Regions from separate parts of the Homo sapiens genome. Here region 2 is linked to region 1. The links are chromatin contacts, found by Hi-C or POLR2A ChIA-PET in ENCODE. All regions are on one chromosome and are shown on one strand. Each heading gives the region's core, a stretch centred on a gene start or an enhancer-like site at or near the end of the contact. The rest is flanking DNA. Distances are from core to core; before and after follow the strand shown.

Region 1 (2,700 bases), core at 153-2,652:
AACTCCTGGAACAGTACCTAGTATAAAATAAGTGCACATAGAAATATATCTGGTAGTCAAAAAATATTTGTTGAGTTGAATGAAGATTATCTTGGTCCTAATTATAATGTTAATTAAGATAGACATTGTTGCAGATTTGAAAATGCCCAGAAGAGGAAGCCAGGGATCTGAATTCTAGTACTGATTCTACCACTAACTGCTAATCTGTCTGAAACTCTGTTTACTCACCAGACTAATGAGCAAATTAGACTACATTATTTCTAAGATCCCTTGAATTCCAAAATACACTACCACTTCCCACATTCACTTAGGAATATTTAAACCTCCTGCAGATACACATTTAACTGCTAGTGCACACAGGCTTCAGTTGTTGCTTAGAAAAGATAATGCATTCTGAGATTAGGGCTGATGGGAAGAGATACCAAATTTTCACTTGGTATCTATTAATAGCAATTTGGGGATCAATAGAATGCCTCATGAGTCCCAGAACATGTAGGCATGGGATGCCCAGATTTATGATCCAGAAGAAAAAAATCCTTCATCTTCTAGTATTTCATTCCTAGAGCCTTTGCTTGTTTCAAAATAATAATAATAATAATAATAATAAATAAAAGTGGTATTGCTATCAGTCTAGTGAGAACAACTCCCAAGAATTTTCTGTGCGTGAGAGTTGCCTAGATGATGAAACCCAGGACAAATCAATGAGTGAAAGAGAAAACCAGCTAAAGGGGAAAAAATATTCAAGAGATCCCAGCAGAGGATAATGAGGGCAGAGGACAGAGGCTATAGTAAGGGGAGGAAAAAGAGGATAAAGTTGATACAGATTATGTTTATGCAGAGCTATAAGCCGCGGTGTGTTGGTAAAACAGCTTTCAAATTTAAAAAAAAATCAGATTTGTAGCATTTGCTGATTTCCATAAACACTCCCACTGTGGTCAAATTTATGCTTCCAACAATGAATAACTGGCTATCAAAATTCCTGACCATTTAATAACCTGCTCTTGTAAGCCTGTATGAGCTGGCCAGAGCAATGAGGTAAGTGAGGCTGACTGAGTAGTTCTCACCGACCAAGGGTGAGCTCCTATAGGACCCTCGGGATGGTGACTCTTCAATTACTGAATACTTTTTCTGGGGTTTTCGTTTCTTTTCTTTTACTGAAATTCTCACTATGCTTTGCTTTAGGGAATTGGTATTCATATCCTGTAAGTCAAGGAGAGTTTTTTTGAGTGGGAGCTTGAATAAATTGAAGTGGGTCAACTCTCAAGTGCCAGACACCCCTGTTATGAGGTTTAGATGACAATTACTATTTCTTCAGTGATCCTTGGCCACTCTGAGATGGGAGTGGTCAGGGAGAGAAAGGAATGGAATGTCAGTGAAACCGCTTCCTGTTCTCAGCCTGCCCTGGGGCCTCACTCAATCCCAGCCTTGCATATCAGACCTTGGCCATCCTGTGAAATGAACATTCCTCAGCCCTAGCTTCCAGGAATATTGGATACTAGACTCGAAAATAAACTGATACCATTCACAGGCCAAACCAGAAGAAAACCAGGAAACATATGGCAAAAGAAGTTTTCTTCAAGAAATTATTTTCCATGTCATATTTGCGTAAATTTGTCATGGGCCTGTCACTTCCATGAAGGGGGAAACCAGCATGACTCTAGCATGCTGGCATCCTGGTGCCCTTTGCAGCTAAGGTCAGACTGTTTCTCCTCTTGCTTCTTTTCTGCATTTCTTAGTGGACTCATGACCAGCACATTTGAAGCTATAGATGATTATATTCAACACTGTATGTGCTATGAGTGAGCACCCTGAATTGCACAACAATATTTCATTTGGCTAATATTTCAGTTTGTTGAGTCATAAACCTGACAAGTAGCTACAGCCTACAAAATAGCATTTTCTGACTCAGTGCATGTGAGAGAGAAGTGGGAGCTAAAGGTTCTGCACAGCAGACACTGTTGGCACAACCATCTGACTTCACAGCCTTGTTCTATAATCTAGATTCTTCTCTACTTGACTCAATGGCATTGCTTTATAAATTCAGTGTAAATCTCAGACCTTCAAGAACATATCCCAAAATACATGATGAACAGCATCTGGTGTTCAGCCTTCTTTTCCTCTAACTATGAAAGTTTCCCACCAGGAAATGACAATAGCTGTCAACCTATTAACTCATGAGCAATTTGATGCCTTTTGTGTGAAGAATACAAGTTGAGAAATGAATTTCCTGTTGCTGAAATTCTAATACTTAGAAACTCTTCAATGAACAAACACAAGTATATTCTTTGTATTAGTAGCAGGGATAAAAAGGAGTTTCTTTAAACCAAACAATTTAAGTGTTTTGACAAATGTCAGCATAGTGGGATAGGATCTTAGACCATCAAACAGTGGGTTTTCCTTGTGTTGTAGTTTTTCAAGTGTCTATTGAAGAATCAAGAAATGCTGATTCTTCATTTTTCTTAATCATCTTCCATTGTCTATGTTATCATAAAATGACTAATTAAAATGGTAATTTTAACTAAAATTAATGGCTTTCTCACCTGATGTCTTAACTATTGAAGCGTATTATCTATACTCTCTTTCCCAAGAACATCCTATTCAATTCATTAAGCTCTGTTGGGTTCCAAGCACTTATAAAATGAACTCTGTGTGTAGATAAAAACAGAAATAATTCTTGTTTCAAAAACATAAAAATTCCTC
Region 2 (2,700 bases), core at 91-2,590, 200 kb before region 1:
TTCACCTCTAAGAGTTTAAACAGATTAGAGAAAGAACGCTGATGCTCAAGAGCATCCAGAAGCCACTGTGATAATAATTAAGTGCAAAAGAAAATATATCATTACCATCAACAACAAAAATTGGGTACAAGTGGTTAGGAAATACAGCATATGCTAAAATAACAACAAAAACTCCAAAGCAAACAAGAAAAAAAGGTCATTCCAAAGATGAGGGAAAGTGCTGTTCATCTTGTAGCCATAATGTCTTTGGCATCAAAGCTTATAATCACAGATCAAAATATAATGCTGCTCATCAAGAATGCCAAAATGGGGACAAACTGTCTCTGTACACACAGGGGTTATTGGGAACCAAGCAGAAATGAAGCAGAAAATGTGGCCTGTTTCACATTCAAGACAGTAACTGAAGACAGCTTTTGTCTCATTTGCTTAACTTCCTCCTTTTAAAAAGGCAATTATTTCCTGGCACATTTATCTGTCACTTCAATTTAACAGCATCCTGCTAAAAGAGCTGATTATCTAATAATAAAATATATATTAAAAATGGCCAATATTGCTTTTATCACAATCCAAATTTCTCTCCCAAGTTTTAGAAAAGTCTTGTGAAATATGAAAATGGGAAGAAAATACCTTCTGTTTTGTTAACTGTCCAGTTACCTTGCTGGGCTGTGATTGGAGGTGTTACAGTCACGGCTGCCTCTTCGGTCAGTGCTGTCATTGCTGTATTAAGGGGGCAAAAGCATCTTTAACAGAGAGCCTCCTTCTATGTACAAGCAACAGATGGAAAGTATTCTTATTCTGTTTATTCCAATTTCTATTTTTTTAATTTATTACAGTTGAAATCCATAACGTGACTAGGGCAACATACTTACAGTTTCTCATCCATTCCATTGACTATATTAGGATTAAAGCAAATAAAAACCCAATATTTAAGACCATTGATACATTTACATATTAATTAAAAAATAAGAACCCTATAGTATAGTAGCTAAATGTATCAATTACTCTTCAATTGTATAAAGCAAACATTCTGGAGGTCTCAAAAAAGGTGTCAAAATATATTAGGAAAGGAACATACAGGACATAAGAAACTAAATTAATCCACAGATTCATTACTCTGATCTTTGTCATAAAGAACAACTGTTAGAAGCCAACTTCTCTCTAATGCAGAGAAAATAAATTCTATTCACATTTTACACTGATATAAAGTTAACAAAACAAAAGGAAATTACCTACCGTTGAATAAAAGATAGACTGATATTGGAACTCCCAAAGCCATTTCCTGTAGTTGCTTAACTTTCTTTCTCTTATCCTTCTAGACTGACGGGTGGAAGGTTTTTATTGAGCTCTCTGAGTCTTTGTTGCATTTATATTTCATGAAGCGTCATCTGGCAGTTCTTACCAATCAAAAAAATATGTACTTCTGGCAGCAGCAGAAAGCCTCTGGGCGCTCACGCACTTGGTTAGGATACCTGTATTATCTAGCAATGTGATCAAGTTTTCTTTTGAAACACTGGTTTCCTGTTACCTGTGGGCATAATCATGTATGTAAAAGTACTTAAAACAACAAGAACAAAATGTAATTTCAGGAAAGGCTCCCATTGGTGTGAAGAGAACTATACCAGCTCAAACTATGCTAGAAACCTATACGGGAGTTCAACAAACATAACTGCAAATTAGGAAGCAGCATAACCTGTTTCTAAAAGAAATATACCTGAAACTATAGTTGGTTATACCACCTTTTATTACAGACTATAAGTTCCATTTCAAATCAAGATAATTTGTTAATTTAGTTGCAGAGAACAGTTAAATTTGTGAAAACACAGAGGTTTCATATTCCATTTTAGTGTTTGTTTCTTAGTGTTACTATGACAAGTGCTGTAAATAAAATTATTTTTAATAGTATAATATTCACCTTTCTGTCATCCTGCTATTTAACATTTTTCTGAGTAAATGAAATGGGCTGCCATATTCCAGGAACAACAATGCTTAAATCTGCATCCCAATGATTAAGCTACAGAGAACCAGTAAAGTACCAACATAATGATAATAGCAATAATAATAATATTAAAATTCTCCATTAAGAGAAAATTAAGATGACATTTAGTTTGGATACATCCAATGAATAGAAAGTTTCTAAGTTAATACAACATTCAAATTATTTCTCAAGTTCATCTAGTTGTAATTATTAAAGTGGCACTTTAAAGGCCAAAATATGTCATTACAGCTACTATATTTTACAACTACAGAAATTTTCACTTGCCCCAAATTAATATAAATGATTTATAAATATATCTTCCTGAGGCATTGAGTCTTTCTGTCTGGAATTTCAATTCCTTGTATTTTCTTGAAACTTGAAACCTCAAAACCCTAAAAACATATTCAAGTCAAGATAGGTTATCTTTTGCATCATGTCCACTCAGCAAATTAGATTTACCAGAAAGGAGCCCTTTCACTATTCAAATATAAATGTGGTGTTAGAAATCACACAAGAACAAGCTTGTTGAACTCATTATAACTTGGGCAATCACTTGCCACAGGAGTCATCATTTTAAAGTTAAAATAATATAATAGTACTTGGCTCGCTTTAAATGTGTCTACATTTTGCATTTCTACTTTTGTAGGTTTTTAAAAAACTGTTGATTACTAAGTCGATTTCTAGATAATATATTTCCCAGGCAAATAACATTTGAATTATAAATT

Evidence for each region. A loop is a pair of places that touch in the nucleus more often than their neighbours do. ChIA-PET counts read pairs that join two places held with the same protein, here RNA polymerase II (POLR2A).
Region 2: a map of MCF 10A shows a loop between it and region 1 (6-fold over the local background). The contact joins the promoter of EPGN here to the enhancer-like site in region 1. A Hi-C loop is called at or near these places in 1 of 168 maps with a recorded cell type or tissue (MCF 10A). POLR2A ChIA-PET finds 5 or more read pairs at or near these places in 1 of 52 experiments (MCF 10A).

The regions. Positions count from the first base shown.
Region 1 is chr4:74,108,398-74,111,097 of GRCh38, reverse strand. No RefSeq gene overlaps it. Among named protein-coding and RNA genes, the nearest start is that of CXCL2, 11 kb to the right of the region's middle. RefSeq lists a silencer at 1-6 and an enhancer at 1,292-1,586. Within about 2 kb of position 1,402, at least 21 of the 41 ENCODE cell types and tissues checked have a DNase peak (open chromatin) inside an H3K27ac peak, as active enhancers do.
Region 2 is chr4:74,307,110-74,309,809 of GRCh38, reverse strand. EPGN (epithelial mitogen) reads right to left here and starts at 1,340. Exons shown (of 5, transcript NM_001270989.2): 1 at 1,234-1,340; 2 at 628-717. The coding sequence starts at 1,276. The region is part of intron 2 of LOC105377276 (a long non-coding RNA gene); the gene reads left to right.